2 separate regions of the Homo sapiens genome follow, and region 2 is linked to region 1. A link is an interaction called in ENCODE POLR2A ChIA-PET data of the cell type or tissue named here. Cell type or tissue: Panc1. All regions are shown on one strand. Each heading gives the region's core, and the rest is flanking DNA. Links, peaks and the distances in the headings are about the cores only. Region 1 overlaps APOBEC2 (apolipoprotein B mRNA editing enzyme catalytic subunit 2). Region 2 overlaps LOC101929555 (a long non-coding RNA gene).

Region 1 (8,940 bases), core at 826-8,825:
ACACAGAGTGATTCTTCTTCTAACCACTTCTTTAGCTACCAGTAGTTTACTCTAGCCATGTAAGGAACACAGAGAGGCAGTGTCCAGAGGAGAAGGGTGAGATAAGGAGTGAGGGGACTTCGACACCAGTTAACACCAGCCACAGCCCTTTACCCTCACCCTGGCCTCTGGAGCACGCTGGGTGGTGTGTCACCAAGAAGAGAAGGCAGCGCACTGACTCTGGCCAACCTGCCTTCCACAGAGGGTTGGGGGCAGGTCAAAGCTCAGGTGTGAAGACCATGCCTACCAGGGAAAACAGGCAAGTTCAGGGTTTCCCTTGGGCAAAATCCCATCCAGTCCCACAGTCTGGAGTTCCCTTCTCAGCTCTAGGGAGTCAGGCTGCTAGAACCCTCTGCTCCTGCTCTTACTACTCTTTCTGATTATGCCCACTCCTTGGTATCCGCTTTGAAAAGTGGTCTGAGAAAGCAGAAGGCCAATGAAACCAGCAATCCTCCCTCTTTCACGCCAGTCACCAACAGGTCTAGTGAGGGAAAGCTGAAACAAGTCAACACATAATTACCTATGAGTAGATTTTTCCACTCATGGATTATTCTGGAGCAAATGTTTAATCTCAGTCCAGCTTCAACTGCCCTCTGGGTTGCTTCCTTTCACAGTATAGATTTACGCTTAGAAAATTCAAACGTTTTGAATGTGAACCTGAGAAAAATGTATTACATTTACTCACATCCCTTCTCCCTCCATCAAGCAGATTATCTTCCCAATTTTTTTTCTAGATATTTGGACTCTCTGTTTCCTCCCAAGTGAACTGAAATGTCCAGTAGCCTGGGTCTAAGCAGATGAAGTGTGACTGGTCTTGTTTGGAGAAAGTATGAGGAAATGGTGCTTAACAAGGTGCTATCAGAGGCTGGGGAGAGGGAATAGAAATCAGGCTGTAGGTTTCTACGCATGAGGAAGTGACTGGATCAGGGAAAGAAATCTACTACCAGCATCTCTCTCCTGACCACCACCCACCACCACCACCCCACCCCACACACACACACACACACACACACACACACACACACGTTTCTACGCATGAGGAAGTGACTGGATCAGGGAAAGAAATCTACTACCAGCATCTCTCTACTGACCACCACCCACCACCACCACCCCACCACACACCCACACACACACACACACACACAGGTTTCTACGCATGAGGAAGTGACTGGATCAGGGAAAGAAATCTACTACCAGCATCTCTCTACTGACCACCACCCACCAACACCACCCCACCACACACACACACACACACACACACACTCACACACACACACACCCCCACCCCTTTACCAGTAAAATATTTTCTGGGTTAAATGTAAAGGGCTATAGTTAAATATGATACTTAGGCCTATCATGCTACTTAAAAAAAACTGCTGGTGATGATTTAACAAGTTAGGTGTCATTATTTCCTTCCTTCCACTAGTGGGCATAATAGTGTTAATTTATTCTGTGAGTCTACAAAATTGCCCAAGATGGCCATGTTGTCTAGTTCCCTGGAGAAATTCCAGACTTCTACTACCTCTGTTCTCCTGGTTTCCCCCCAGGACGTAGCTATTTCGGTCTGTGAGAGGCCTAAAGAATCTCATCTGACCTTTTTGCTCCTTCTAGAAGACCAAGAAACCCATTCAGAAATCAAGCAAGTTTAGTCTCTGAGCAAGCCCAAGGGAACGACTAGGAACCAAACCTTCCCTGCCTTTCCTTTGCTCCTTGAAAGCACTTCTTTTCCTGAGGCATCTAGTCCAGAAGGCCCTGCTGAGGGACAGAGTAGATTCTAGGGCTGCTGGCCAGAGGGGTTGGAAACCCGTATTTATAGAGAGATGACCTTTCTTCCTCTCCCTTGGGTTTCAGGTTTCTTTGGGTCTTCTCCTCTTGCCTAGGGAAGAGGAGGAGGGGAAAATGTCAGAGCTTAAGAAGGGCAGAAAGAAACAGTCACCTCACAACCATCAAAGCCAATTTGCAATTGCATGCTGGGCCAAATTCACACTGGCCTAAATTCATACTTTCAGCTGAGCTATAGGGAGCTCCAGAAGGAAAAGAGGGACCACACAGCAGCTACTGTTTAAGCTTCCAAGCTATTTGAGTAGCCATGAATACTTGCCAGGGTTCCACCTGATAATCCATCATATAGGTGGCCCTGGATTAGACTTGGGGAGTGGGGCAAAAGGTCTTGAAGAGCAAGTTTGGGCAGGAACGGTAAGCTCTGAGCTTCTCAAAAGCAAAAAGCCACTCCAGGAAGTGAAGGGACCATTTGGCAACTGGTAAAGTTGAGGAGTGGTCTGGTGGGGTGAGTACCTTTGGGGAGCACTCACTATAAGTGAACGCCTGACAGGGATTGAGAAGAGGAGCAGGGAAACATCAGGCGATCCATTCTCCTAAAATGTTAAGTAAACAATAAACACCTCCAACTAGGGACACAGGGGCTTAGAGAGCTAAGTATAGTACCTGATGGAATCCTGGGGCTGGGTCCTCAAACACATCCATCTCCACAGTGGAAAATGAACCTGACAGCACGGGACATGGAAACTTGGGTGGATACATTTTGGTGATGGGTGGGGGTGAGGGAATCCTGCAGGGAAATAAGTCAAGTTTACTCATATCTTTGGCATCTGCTGCTCATCCCTAGGCAGCCAAGGCCCTGGGATACCAGGGATTCCCCTGCAGCCCAGGGAGTCTGTTGACTTCTTTGGGGAAAGAGAAGAGGTGGAGACAGGCAATAGTAGAATTAATGGTGCCATAGGTATCTCTTGGGGCAGGCAGAGAGATTACATTTTTAAAAAGGAAAACATTGAATCTTTCTAGCTGGTACTCATCTCCTCCTCTCTTGACATTTTTCATCTCTCCTATTAAAAATTCATTTTCTTTGGACTTCAAACTTGAACAAATCTTGCCTATTTTAGAAAAACACACACATACACATAAAAGTAAAAACAATCTTCAACTCTGATGTCTTCTCTGGCCCTTCTCTTTTTTCTTCTCCTTGTTATTACCAAAATTTTCAAAATTCCTGGACTTTTCCTGCTGTTTTCATTTCCTAACCATCCATCTCCTCCTCAAAGGCACCCACACAATTCATCACCAAGTTTAGTGTCCTAAGATACCTACTGGACTTGTTCAATTTGAGGCTTTTCCTCAGCTTCACACTATCTGCCTATTGCCAAGACTGTAATCTTGCATGGACATCATTTTTATTGTTTTCCTTCTCAAGAACCTGTAACAATTCTCTACTGCCTCCCGAATCAAGGCCAAACTTTCGAGAACCTTCATAATACTTCCTTTACTGTACCTATCCAATTTTAGCAGTCTTATAATGTTCTCAGCTGTTTTATTTACATCTTCTCTGTCCAGCTGCAATCTAGCTGCTAAATTATAAGCATCTGGAGGGCAGAGACCAAGTCCTTTAAGATTTGGAGGTGACTCAATACTAAATACAGGCTTAACTATCCCAAGATACCCTTGAGTAGTCTGTCCTCACAGATAAAAATTCTTGGACACTTAGCATGTGACAATCCCTTTACCTGAAAGTAAACAGACTTGAGAAGTAGTCACTTGAGAAGGAGAGCATGTTATTGCAAGTTTTAGGCCATTTCATGCCAAGATGCAATTTACATGAGTTACAAGGAAGAGAAAAAAGCATAAAATGCTCTGCAAAATCTTTGTTTTGCTCTGTCATGAGAAATTTTATATGCTTGCTACTTACCTGGCCACTTATTGGAATCATCCAGAGAGCTTTTTAAAAATACTGATGCTTGGACCACCTCTCCACATGTTCTGATTTAATTGGTTTGGCATGAGGCCCAGGCACTGACATTCTCAGTCTTCTAGGTGATTCTAAGGTATAGGCAGGTTAAAGATTCAGTGATTTAGAAATGTAGGGGTATGTTGTGCTGGAAGAGTGATGGTGGAGACAATGTCCTAGTAGGGTGACCAAAATGCACACCTCAGTCCAAATTCTCCTCTCCTTCAGATAAACCCTTCTGGATTTTTTAATGCTTTTTTTTTTTTTTTTTTTTTTGTCACTGATGTTACCACAGACAAGACCTATTTATAGTAAGAGTGAATGCATTTCTGAAGTACTGACCTGGAAGAGCTACCTACTCTAGGCTGGTTCTAGAAACAAGAACTTATCATTCTTTCCTGTCCTTTTGTCTCCTTGACCTACAGAGAACGGCTGCCTGCCAACTTCTTTAAATTCCAGTTCCGGAATGTGGAGTACAGTTCCGGGAGGAACAAGACCTTCCTCTGCTATGTGGTTGAAGCACAGGGCAAGGGGGGCCAAGTGCAGGCATCTCGGGGATACCTAGAGGATGAGCATGCGGCTGCCCATGCAGAGGAAGCTTTCTTCAACACCATCCTGCCAGCCTTCGACCCAGCCCTGCGGTACAATGTCACCTGGTATGTGTCCTCCAGCCCCTGTGCAGCGTGTGCTGACCGCATTATCAAAACCCTTAGCAAGACCAAGAACCTGCGTCTGCTCATTCTGGTGGGTCGACTCTTCATGTGGGAGGAGCCGGAGATCCAGGCTGCTCTGAAGAAGCTGAAGGAGGCTGGCTGTAAACTGCGCATCATGAAGCCCCAGGACTTCGAATATGTCTGGCAGAATTTTGTGGAGCAAGAAGAGGGTGAATCCAAGGCCTTTCAGCCCTGGGAGGACATTCAGGAGAACTTCCTATACTACGAGGAGAAGTTGGCAGACATCCTGAAGTAGGGCAACTGGGCTTTGCCTCACGTGAGTTTTCCTGGTGCCATGGCACCAACACTTTATTATGTTAACTCCAGTAGAAGGTGTGAGGTCAGGTAGAATCTGTGATATGTCTGATTTTCCTTTGGAAGGGTTTCATTTCTCTGCTTTTGACTGGTTGCAAAAATAGTTTAGAACATGTCTCTTTCCTCTGAATCCCTCTCTAAACTTTTCCCTCCCACACTTTTGTATCAAAGTAACTTTCCCCTAACTTAGAATACTCAAGGTTGACAGGAATCCTAAAACTTTCATGAGGCAAGATGACGTTCTTTGGTAAGATTTAGATGGTGCAAGCACCTGCTACTGAACCACAGCAGAGAAGATACTGAAATCCTCTGAGTATGCCCCTGTGTACATGTCAGGGATTACTAATTCCAGACATCTTCTAGATGCCTCACTCCCATATCCACTGGCAATCTTACCATTCCATTTTTCTCTAATGAATGTTTTTTAGTCCTTCAGGGACAATTTTTTCACTTATGGTAATTTTGAAATTCCCCAAATGGACTGGTATTTAACTTGTTTTAAGCCAGACCTGCTTTCATGTTTTCAAACAAATGGCTACACTTTGAAGGAGACCAACAATTGCTGTGTGAAAATACAATACGGGAACATTTTCCTTATGTTGAGAAGACCTCAGTAGAATTCATGGAGGATGTCGAATGCAGGAATGGGGATAATATAGCAACAAGCTAGTCCATGCAGGAACATTTAAAGAGTTAAAAAGACATTTGTAAAGTAGGCAGCAGCTCAGAAGTAACCTCTTACAGATATCAAGAGGTGATAGGAGAAAGATTAGCTATTTAAGCAAATAATTAGGACACAATTAAGGCCAATTTGGCCTCTTGCTGAGGGTAAATTAAACTCTAACAGAAACAGGCTAATTACCCTCAGGAAAGAGGGCTAAAGGATCCTTTACTATCTTTTTTACATTTAGTCTGATTGAGTTTGCGCCTACAGAAATGCTATGACGAAGCCCCCTTTGCAAGGCCCCAGTTACTGATCAAAATCTTCCAGTAATAGAGGAGGGGTACTCACGACACTCTTACCCAACTTTAATCCTGCAACAACTCACATATTACTAAAACATGAAAACAACAAGCTTCCATGAAGATAATTTACTTTTGGTCTCTCTCACTCCTAACACCCTTAAGAGAAGATGTCGCTTCATAGACACGTTTAGGAAATATCAATGTTCCAGAGCTTGATGTTGGCAGGTGTTTTCTATTAGACATGCACATGGGCACCTGATCATTCTCAAGCTGAGCATTTGCCAACCCATGAAGATACAACTTTCAGCCATTTCTTTTAAAAAGCAGGACCCAGTCACTGAAGTCAGTGAGCCTATGATAGGGTATACTGTGTGGTACTCTGCTCACATAAAATAAGACACTTTATAGTGGTGAACAGTAGTCAAAACAGATTTCTGAGGGTGCCCTCTGAGAATATAAAATTTAACTTTTAGAATTCCTTGAAGATTTTGTTAGTGTATGTACTATCACTGTAATTATAAACCCAACATAGATTCTACAGACTAACCGGCAGCTTAAAATTTAACCCCAGTATATTTTCCTTTCAGACATCTTTCAGAGTCAAGGGCCCAGGTGCCTAACTAGCAAGTCCTTAGAGCTTTTTTTTTTTTTTTTTTTTTTCAGTGATTTCAAATATAACTGTATTATCTGGACCCATTAACATGCTTCCCTGTCTTCTATTTGAATTGCTCATGTTTGTGAAGGGAAAGGTTAAGATATATCAAGTTAAAAAAAAAAAAACTGGCATGAGATAAGAGTGTAATCTAAAAGCCCAAAAGAACAACCCTGCTTAATTAAAATAATCTTGAGAAATGAGCATTTGTTAAATAAAGTGTCTTATTTTACATACTTATTTCATCTTTCTTTTTTTTTTTTTTAATGACAAAATAGTATTTAATCCTATATTTAGTCAAAAGACCAGAGTTAAACCAGATCTCTTCTGGGGCTTTTTCTGTGTAAACCACATCAAAACATGAACGAAAGACTGGCTTCTGGTTTAGTCAATCCTGGTAAATTTACCCAATCCTGCAAAGGAAACTATGGAGGAGAAATCCAGGGACTTGTTGGGAAGGGCACACAGAAACCTTAGTTCAAAAAGAAACTAGTCATTGTTCGGGGCCAGCAGAGCTCTCAGTAACACATTTTCTTTGTTTGTTTTACCAAGGTATTCCTGCTGCCACCAAGAGACAGCAATGACATGTACAGCCATCTGGGACATGCCTGTCTTCCTAATACCATTTGGAGCTGGACAACATTTGACACCAACCAATCATACTGGACAAGGCCCTTAGAGGACTTGAAATATACTTCTCATGCTGTAGTTTATTTAGGCTGTGACTCTCTCTCTAATGCTGCTCTCGGGAAGGACGAAAGTGACCTGCAAGGAGAGAAATGCAACCATACATGGGCTCCAGTCAACTATGGGACTGAAGGTCCTAATTGCTCACCCAAGGGGGCTGCTTAACACAAACAGCCTCAGACCCGAGGTTTAGATTTCTGAAATATGCATTTTATGTTAAGTTGGGTATTTTTTTAAAAAAAGAAAAACAGCAACATTAATAAAAGAAGTGGTGTGTTTTTCCCGTGGCCAGATTTTTAAGAAACTTGAACATCTGGAAGTTGCCACAGACAAGCGAGCTAGTCCAGACACAGGGACACTCCAGGCTATGAACCAAGCCATGGTTAAACCAAGACTTGCCTAGACAATGCAGAATAACTCTCCCATACAGACTTCTTACGACAATCAAGTGAGGGCCTTTCCCTTCTCTGAAGGCAAGTAATAGGGCAGAAGGTGGAACAAAAAGCATGAGAAATCTAAGGTAGCCACATCCCAAATGCCAGTTAATAAGCAACTAGCTTCTTTATTAGAGAGGAGCGGGTGAAAAGTAGTAGTTTAATGTTCAGATATACAATCATTTAAAAGTATTCAATACATGGTGTTTGATGGTAATGGCAGGATGATGTCAAGTCTCTCTTTTTTTTTTTTTAAAGGTTTGTTTGAGTCCTATGTGGAAGCAAAAATTCACAGGTGAATTTCCGGGTGTTTGCCAAACTCTAACTAGGTTTCCAGGAATAATGTGTTCACTCTGATTACCAGGGCATGCCTCCTTTCCTCAGGCTTCAAGTGTGATAAGTCGTCGGAATTTGACCCAAGACTACTATCGGCAAATGACAAAGTGCTTTATCACATTCCTGCTAAGTCCCAGAATTCCACTTACAGCCAATCCTGAATGAGACTAGGTTTTGTCTAAAGAATCAAGGCTCAAACGCCAAGAAAAAAATAATAATAATAACCATAATCTCTTTAAAAGTAAAGGAAGCCTAGAAAATCCATGTTTTGACTTGTGTTAAGGTTTACAGATGGTACTCAATTTACAATGGTTTGTCTTGCAATTTTTGGACTTTACAACGGTGCAAAAGCCATACACATTCAGTACACCCTTCAACTGAACTCAACTTAAGATGGGGTTACCCAGACATAGACCTAAGTTGAGGAGCATCTGTAATTGCAGAGTTAAGCAAAATATTTTAAGTTTCTTTAAGTTTCTTATCCCCCACTCTCACTTTCAATTTTGTGTATTTAGATAATCTCTCCTTCCTTTTTCCCTTCAACTTTATGTGGACAAAAGCAATGCTTCAAGAAAAGCCTCAATCTAAAAGTTTGATAATGAACTTGACCCTCCACTGCCCCTACCCCAACAACATGAAGAACTTGTCTGTTCCACCTAGAAATACAAAAGTGAAATACTTTTTTGAAACTGTTGCCTCTTATCAGGCTGATATGTGATAAGAACACAGTCTAAAGTACAAAGATTATATTTAACCAGTACTTTCCTGGTGTTTTAACCAGCCCCTTCTAAAATACAGTTGTTCTTTTATACTTGGGAAAGCAGCAAGTCCTGTGACAGACCCAAAGTCACTCTAGGGAGAAAATCAATAGCAAGTCTGGCTGTTTTAACTCTCAACACCACTGTAAGGGAAAACAAGAAAATGTCTAGTTTCCCGAATAGCTCTGATACTGAACCATTGGCTAAATCCATGAACTTTATTTTCCTACCATGACCACAATAGACGACTGGTCTTTGCAGCTTCGGAAGAAAAGAGGACTAATATTTAGACCCCAGCTGG
Region 2 (8,940 bases), core at 652-8,651, 190 kb before region 1:
CCCTGTTAAGTCTCACTTCCATTCAGCAAGTGATAAAAATCCACGTGCATCTGTGTCATCCTCTCAGGAAGCCGTGCATTTATGCATCCACGTGGCATCTGTGGACCACCACCAAATGTGCACCAAGCATGGTGCTAGGCCCAGGAGGGTACAGACAAGGAGAGAGATCTTTCATGGATGGGAAAGTTGAGTCTCTGAGACTGACTCATGCAAGATCAGGGTCTAAGTGGTCAGGACTGGAGGCCAGGTCAGCCTAGCTTCAAGTGCTATACCCTCTGCATAAAACTTATTATGGTGGAGGAGGTGGGAGGGGGACCTGGTAGAGTGGGATGCCAGGCTGATTGAGGAAGTCATGCGGATTAGGCTGAATAGGCTGGGCTTATGTGGGTTGAGGGGACAAAGATAATGTCCTGGGCTGCCCTGATCTGGATAAGGACTTGTGGTTTTCTTGAAAGGTGTCCTAGAGCTTCCAGGAGCTGCTGAGACTGAGGAGTTGGCATCACAGCAGCAGGGATGAGGAGGAGGTGGGAGTGCAGGTGGTGAAGGTGTGTATGGCACTGTGGCTGGTGTTCAGGGGTGACTGTGTCTCCTGAATGCTGATGCCATCCCCAAGGCATTTGTAATCAGCCCATGAAACCTGCCCTGGGTCTGAATCCATGAATACATTTATAGGTCATCCCTGTTCTTCAAGTGCTGGTGAATGGTCCCATAAAACACATCTGATTACAACCAGCAGGGCTTCCCAACTCTAAAACCCCTTTTTATTTTGAAAACAAATTCTTAAAATCATTCCTTGATGAGGAAAGTACCCATGCTGACATTTCCAAGGGTGGATAGTGGAGGAAGGAGTTCCTGGGTGTTCCTGCAGCTGTGCCAGGGCTCTGGCAGCCTTCTGGGACATCATGCAACTCTCCTGGTCCTTTTTCCTCTCCGTATCTTAGCAAGGAAACATGCATGCACATTCCTGTTTCTCAAGGTTGCTGTGAGGATAATTAGTTTACATTCATCTGTCACCGTGCTCCCTTTACACCCAGCATCTGAGATTGTCTCTAATTATTATGACAAATCTCATGGAGCCCGCTGAGAGATCTGAGCCATCTCTGGACTTTAAACCCACGTGTGGCTTTTGTTTTCACTTGGTTGCTATTGGCTCCAAAGTTTATATCTCCCTCCAGCACCTCTCTCCAAGGCTGCATGTCTGGCAGCCCACAGGCCAGCCTGACATGATGGTCCTGTGGGTATCTTAACGTTGACCATACTGTGAACACCCCTCCAAGCCTGTTATCCTTCCCTTGGTCCCCCTCCCCACTGCTGGCATCAAATTCATTCAACAAATATTTATGTATTGAGCACCCACCCCATGCAGGCCCTGTGGGGTGCTGGGATGGGGTAAGGGGAAAGGATGAGGCCTCAGCCTTTGTGGAGTCTAGAATCTCCCATTACTTTCCTTCCAGATAGTTCTGGCAAGAAACCAAGAAACCATCTTAGATGTTTCTCTCCCTCTCCTCTCACTCCCAACCAGTTATCAAATCCCCTCAGTATTACTTCCATGACTTTTTAATCTGCCCCTTCCTTTTCACCACTCCAGCCTGGTTCAGACTTCCTTTGTCACTGGAGTGGACCACTGAGAACTTGCTGGCCTCCCCGCCCCCACCCTAGCTTCCTCCATCGTATTGCTCTAACTCCCTTAGGGGTCACTGTCTTCATAATAAAAACCAGACTCCTCCTGACACCAAAGCAACAACCATCTAGACCCAGCCTGTCCTAGGTCTCACTTCTCACCATGCACCGCACACAGGATGCTTCACACACATAGATCTACTCTCTCTGCTGAACCTCTCAGCCCTCCTTGCCTCAGTGAATGCAGTTTCCTCCAGGAGAAACTCCCTTATCCCTCCCCCAAGCCCCCTCTCCACCTACACACATACTATCCCCCTTTCTCCACTGGGTAACATCTACCCGTCCTTTCAGGCTCTATTCAAATGCTGTGATTCTACAAAGCCTTCCCTGATTTCTGGGTAGAAATAATTCATCTCTCTTTCTTCTCTAAATGCTTCATCTGCACCTTTGTGCCAGCATTTATCACACTTTATCCTGTAGTCAGCTGAATGCTGTTCATGTTCTTTTCCCTACGCTAATAATAACAGTCATAACAATAATTAATGCTGATTGATTGCTTGTACTAATCATTTAACATGTATTATCTCATTTAATTCTCAAGAGAACCTCACAAAATAGGTGTGTTATTTTCCCCATTTTGCAGAGGAGGAAGCAAGCTCATGCTATGTAATCACATGCCTGAGGTCACCCAGACAGCGAGATTTGGGCCCAGGTGCTCTGACCCTGGAGCTGGCACCCTTTCCCACTCCCAAGAACTGCCTTCGGGAGGCTAGAGGTCAACAGGCAAGGAGTTCAACTCACGTCGCTGTGCCGCTTCTGCCTCCTTCACAAAGCCAGGCACATGGAGGCAGGACACCGATGCTTATTGATTAAGAATTAAAGATCCATTGGCTGAAGAGTTGAAAGGAGGTAGAGGATAGAAAATAGAAAAAGACATGGGGGTAGAAGAAAAGAGATTCCAGGGTTCCCTTAAACAGAATTCCCTCCTTCCTCCCAGCCTCCTTCCTCCCACTTAAATATTTTTTTTCCTACTGTATTCATTTCCTGGGGTTGCCAATTAAGGTGTTGGCAGGACCATGCTTCCTCTGCCACCTTCAGGGGAGAATATTTCCTTGTCTCCTCCAGCTCCTGGTAGCCCCAGGAATTCCTTGGCTCGTGGCTGCATAATTCTAACTTCTACCTCCATCTTCACATGACCATCTTCCTTCTCTCTCTCTGTCTTCTCTTCTTATAAAGATAATAGCTATATGGGGTGGAAGCCCACTCTAATGACCACATCTTACCTTAATTATATCTTCAAAGACCCTGTTTCCAAAAAGATCACATTCACAGGTTAGAACCTCAACATCTCTTTTGGGGGGATGTAATTCAACCCCAACACTGCCTATTAATCAGATCATGACACATGAGGATATAGGGCTTTCATAGCACCAAGAAAACTGTAATCATCCACTACTGAGATACAAATCCCTGGTTCTGCTTTCTGAGTTGACATCGCCATATGATAAATCCCTAGTTCTTTAAGATGTTTAACTCGTGTCATTTTGAGACACATGAATTGACAGCTGGGGATGAAGACAGAGTGAGCAAGAAGAAAGGAGTGACTGATGGCCCCTCCGGGCTGGATGAGTGCAGCCGGGGCAGAGTCCTGGCTTGGGACAGCTGCTTATCGGAGCTAACCAGGTGTTTTGTACAGCATTAGCCCCACCTGAGCTTCTTGCCCATCTTGGGTTCCACATTTGAGTTGGGTGATAGTCACAGCACAATCTCCCTTCCTCTCCCACCAGGGAAACTGTTTTTTCCAAAGTAAGACTTGTTCACTCTGCATTATCTATCGTTTCCCCACTGTCTGCCTCAGTTTACCCTTCCATCAAATTAGGACACCAAGAACACCTAAATTTAAATGATTGGCATTGTACCTCTTCCATTACAATCCTGGGTGTTCCCATGCATGTCTGTGGGGCTCTGGCTGCCTTCCAAACACAGGTAGCGCTAGCTGCTACAGAGAGCTTTAAGGGCTTTTCTTCTCCATCTGAGCATCCTGACTGCTGTGTCTGGGGCTCTGCCCAGAGTCTAGAAGCTCCCGTGCCTTCTCATAGGGAATGGGGGAAAAGACTGTGAATTGTACATTGACTAGGGAACAGAAACAGTGCTGGGATATTTTATTAAATAACTACAACCCTGTTAGGTTATTATTATTAGCTCCATTTCACAATGAGGAAACTGAGGCCAGGGAAGTTAAAGTACCTTGCCTGCCCTCACATGGCTCATAAGTGGGGGCTCTTTGTACATTGGGGTGCTGTGCCTGGGCTCACAGTGCCAGCCTCCACAGGCCAGCTCTTGCTATGGCACCGCTGTTCATGTTTACAGTTTCTCTGCTTCTGACATTTTGGGTGGACTGGTTGAGCCACTGTTCAGCAGGACCGCAGGAAATACCTGTTCCCCATTCTTCCAGTCCAACCCTGATTTCTGTCTCACACAGGGTCACTGAAGCCACAGGGCTACCACCGTGCTTCCTCCATCACTTTGTATCTCCTTTGCTGCCCCCAACAGGGATTCTGGGGCCAAAGCACACACTGGCTTGCTTAGGCTCTGGTCTCAGGCATAGGAAGAAAGCAAGGAAGACGGTGGGAGTTACCCAGGGCACTGGCTCACATGGACCTCCTCCCTGCCACCCCTCCTTAAGGCTTTACTTAACCAGGTAGTTGTGGGTGCAGTAAGGGAGGCTCAGCTTGGATGACAGTTGAACACAAGCACTGGGCTAAGCTAATACCCACTTATGACCAGGGGCTCCAGAGAATGACTAGGAGGGTGGTGATGGGGAGAGCAACCCTCTGCAAAGAGAAACCATGCCAGGGTGGGCTGTGAGCTCTGCCTGGTCTGCTGGTCACCCTTCATTCCTCTCTTTCTGGCTCCTCCTTCTTCATTTTCTCCAACCCTGTGTCTGCTCTTCTCTCTCTTTCTTGCCCTATTTTATAATTTCTCTCTGTCAAGAGGTCTTTGTCCCTGTCTTTTCATCTCTTTCTCTGTCTCTCCTTCACTTGCTTTCTCCCCCCATCCCTAAACAAAACTTAGCCCCACTGGTCTCCAGGACCAGATGGATTGTGAAATAGGGTCCCCTTCCAAGGAGGAACACTCTAGGCTCAGGTCAAGGCAGGAGCTGCTCACGTGTGTGTGTGAGCACACACACACACACACACACACACACACACAGCGGTAGTCTAGGATGGCACAGGGAGACGTGGCTTCCTTCTGTTCCCACATTCCCTGGGAAGCATCCTTCCTTTTCACATCCCTTCTACATGATGAGTGGTAGTTGGACAAGACGATGTTACACTGTCTAGTGTCCAGCACCGACACTCTGTAATTCTATGGAAATGGGTATAAGTGACAGCACAAGAGGCTCAAGGCCACAAGTCCATGAACTCCTCTTTTCTCCTTGGGGATTCCTGGCAGGGGTCTCAAGTCCCAAGCACTGCAGCCTGTAGGATACTTTCTAGTGTCTCATGTTTGACTTCCAGTTGGACCATTTTGTGGTGCCATAGCCCATTTCCTCTGGGTAGACCTTCACAAATAGGCGAGCAAGAAGAACGCCCCAGCTGCCATGTGCTCAGGGTAAGCAGATCTCTGTCTGTGGCTCCTGAAGAGCACTTGCGCTATCCCCTATACTCTGCACCAGCCTCCCCTCCCCAGAACTGGAGCTAGGGTCTGAGTGGAGAGCTTGCTGAGGGATGTGAGGTAGGGTGGGGGCAGGACTGAGGGAGGGGGCATATGGAGGGACAGACATGAGACAGAAAATGGCAGAAGCTTAGGTACAACCTGTTTCCCTCACAGGACCAACTCCTGCCTGGGGGAGGGCTGGGGGTGGGCAGAAGGACTCTCTCAGCTTTGGGATTTCTCTGGTCAAGGGAGCCCAACCCACCTTTCTAAAGAAAGAAGCCCCAGAAAGGAAGATGAAGCCCAGAGAATCCTTTGCCCAGGATGCAGTATAAATCTCAACCTGCTCCACAGGAAGGAGGAGAAATCTCATTTATAATCTTGATGAACTGGAAACTTAGTAAGCCCAGGCCCGCCCAGATGAGTGCTCAATTAATGAGAGGAGGAGAGCACTGCTAATTCCCTTCTCCTTGGGTGGTTGGAATCGCACCGTTCAGCCCTCCCTGCCCCTCCAGAAACTCCTGGGAAATGGCAACAACTTTGAACATTACACTGGCAGCCCCCACCTCAGTGAAGGTCCTCGAGCAAGTCTGAGAGAGCAGAAGTGACTTCTCTTTCTCCCTCCTTTCCTTCTTTTTTCTTTCTTCCTTCTTTTTCTGTTTTCCTTTCTTCCTTTCTCCCTTCCCCCTTCCATCCCTCCTTCCTTCCTTCTTTCCTTCCATTTTCCTTTCCTTCCTTTCTCTTTTCTCCCTTCTTCCTTCCCTGCCTCCTTTCCTCCCTTCTTTTTTCCTTTCTTCCTTCCTTTTCTCTATCTTCCTTTCTCTTTTCCTCCTCTCCTTCCTTCTTTCTTTTCTTCCTTCCTCCCTCCCATTCTTTCTGTGCAGGTATGTGAGTGTTAAGTGTCTTGGCCAGGTCACTCAACCTTCTCAGATCATCATGCAGGACCCCTCTCCCACCCACATTGCCATTACCACCCTTCACCACCCCCACCATAGGCAACCACTCTATCTTTTGTAGTGTACCCTGAGATTAGATTTGTATATTCATGCCTTTTTAATTCATACACATGGTATTGCATTACAGACTCTGTTCTTTTTACTTTGCTTTTTTTTTACCTTCAGCACTATTTCAAAATGTCTAGCAGAGAAGCTATGTGCAGATGGAGTTCATCATTCTGGCTGCTGCTCAGAGTTTGCAGGAGGTTCTGCCACATGCCACCTCTCTATTCCTCTAACGATGGACACCTGTGTTGCCTCCAATCCCAGCTGCCACAGCATCACTACACAGAACATCCATGTGCATATCCGCAATGGACCCTCATGAGGTCACCCTGTAGCTCATGTCCAGAGTGCAGTTCTGGCTGAGAGAACACGCACAGCCTTGATCTGCCCAAGGACTGTGCGTGGGTAGGCTCTGCATTGGCACTAGGAAAATACTCATTTTGTTTGGTGGTTTTACCTTCATAGACACAGCTAAGCCTAAGAAAATGCTGGAACTTTCCTGCTTGTGGTCCCACAAATGTCCATGCCCCTTCAGGGTCGAGTAGCCCAGTTCCAGGGACACCATGCACACTGTGTTCTTCTGTGTTATGCCCAGGGGGCCCTTCACATGAGTGCAAGTCTGTGGTCCCCATGCCAGTCACTGCATGATTAAAGTTCCTTGGGAGAGGTGAGGCCCCTTGGCTCATCTCTGACTCATCTCTAGAAGTGAGTAACTGCAGTCTTGTCTCCACCAGGGTTGCTCCCCAGCCTTCAAACCCCCTGCCTCCTCCACCTTCACCTTTTCTGTCAAGTCACAGCTCAGCACTTTGATGCCACCACACCACCACCCTGCAACTGGCTCACCCTCCTCAGACTGAGGACCAGCATCCCAGCCTGACTGCCACTGGGTTCTCAGGTGTGTCCCCATCACTAAGTCTCTGGTGGCAGCCAGATCTGAGACCCAGGTAGCTAATCTGTACTCTTGGAGAGACCAGCTGAATGAACAGACTTTTCAAAGTGCTAAAACTTTATTTGTGATAGCCCAAAACTACCACCAACCCAAATCAACCTCAACAGTAGAATGAGTGAGCCTACTGCAGTATGTTCATACAATGGAATACTACATAGTAATGACCAAAAAAGCAAAGAACATCTTGGATAAATTTCACATGCACTGTATTGAGTAAAAGAAACCAGATATTAAAGAGCTCATCCATGGCCAGGCGCTGTGGCTCACGCCTGTAATCCCAGCACTCTGGGAGGCCGAGGTGGGTGGACGTCTTGAGGTCAGGAGTTTGAGACGAGCCTGGCCAACATGGTGAAACCCCATCTCTACCAAAACACACAAAAAAATCAGCTGGGTATGGTGGTGCACACATAATCACAGCTACGTGAGAGGCTAAAGCAGGAGAATCCCTTGAACCTGGGAGGCGGAGGTTTCAATGAGTCAAGATCACGCCACTGCATTCAGCCTGGGTGACAGAGCGAAACTCTGTCAAAAAAAAACCAAAAACAAAAAAAACCTCATCCAGTACCATTGCTTTGAGGTTCAAAAGCAGACAAAACTAGTCTATGGTAATAGAAATCAGAATAATAGTTACTCAGGCCGGGCATGTTGGTTCACACCTGTAATCCGAGCACTTTGGGAGGCTGAGGCGGGCAGATTGCCTGAGCTCAGGAGTTCAAGACCAGCCTGGGCAACACGGTGAAACCCCATCTCTACTAAAATACAAAAAAAAAAAAATGGCAGGGCGTGGTGGCATGCGCCTGTAGTCTCAGCTACTCGGCAGGCTGAGGCAGGAGAATTGCTTGAACCCGGGAGGCAGAGGTTGCAGTGAGCCGAGATTGTGCCACTGCACTCCAGCCTGGGCGACAGAGTGAGACTCCATCTCAAAAATAAATAAATAAATAAATAAAAATGGATAATAGTTACTCTTGGGGAAAGAAGTTGACTGGGAAGAAGAACAGGGGAGTCTTCTAGGGAGGTAGAAATGTTCTGTATCTTGATTTGGGTGATAGTTACACGAGGGTAACTTGACACATGTCAAAATTCAATGAACACTTGAGTAGATATTTATTCAAAGAAGATATACAAATGGTCACTAAAATAAGCACATGAAACAATACTCAACATCACTAGTCATTCAGAAAATGCAAAAAAAAATGTGCAATGAGATACCACTTCACTCCCACTAGGATAGCTATAATTTAAAAAGAAAATAACAAGTGTTGGCAAGGAGGTAGAGAAATTGGAACCCTCATATATTCCTGGTGAGAATGTAAAATGGTGCAACCATTTTGGAAAACAGTTTGGCAGTTCCTCAAAATGTTAAAGATATAATTAGCATGTGATCCAGGAATTCCACTCATAGGTATACACCCAAAAGAATTGAAACTACATGTCCACACAAAAACTTATACATGAATGTTCATAGCAGCATTATTCATGTCAATAATACCTTAAATGTGGAGACAACCCAAATGTCCATCAACTGAAGAATGGATAAACAAAATGTGGTATATCCATACAATGGAATATTACTGAGCAGTAAAAAGAAATGAAGTACTTATGCATGCCACGACATAGGTGAACCTTGAAAACATTATACTAAGTAAAAGAAGCCAGAAATGAAAGGTCATATATGATTCTACTTATATGAAATATCCAACATCCACAGAGGCA

The links. Peaks named below come from ENCODE experiments on the same cell type or tissue, not always from the same donor. Only the 100,000 strongest peaks of a DNase experiment are listed, where the experiment ranks them.
Region 2: POLR2A ChIA-PET joins it to region 1 with 11 read pairs; 2 of 35 experiments call an interaction of 5 or more read pairs at or near these places.

Annotation. Positions count from the first base shown.
Region 1 is chr6:41,057,125-41,066,064 of GRCh38, forward strand. It overlaps APOBEC2 (apolipoprotein B mRNA editing enzyme catalytic subunit 2), which reads left to right. Exons shown (of 3, transcript NM_006789.4): 2 at 4,204-4,768; 3 at 6,977-7,767. The coding sequence ends at 4,747. It overlaps OARD1 (O-acyl-ADP-ribose deacylase 1), which reads right to left. Exons shown (of 6, transcript NM_001329686.2): 6 at 7,648-8,940. Among named protein-coding and RNA genes, the nearest start is that of APOBEC2, 8.4 kb to the left of the region's middle. In Panc1, for the core only: a CTCF peak has its summit at 1,500; no DNase peak of the experiment used is centred there; H3K27ac peaks cover 334 bases.
Region 2 is chr6:40,870,572-40,879,511 of GRCh38, forward strand. It overlaps LOC101929555 (a long non-coding RNA gene), which reads right to left. Exons shown (of 6, transcript NR_110873.1): 6 at 8,315-8,940. Among named protein-coding and RNA genes, the nearest start is that of UNC5CL, 160 kb to the right of the region's middle. In Panc1, for the core only: CTCF peaks have their summits at 4,161 and 4,364; no DNase peak of the experiment used is centred there; H3K27ac peaks cover 1,050 bases.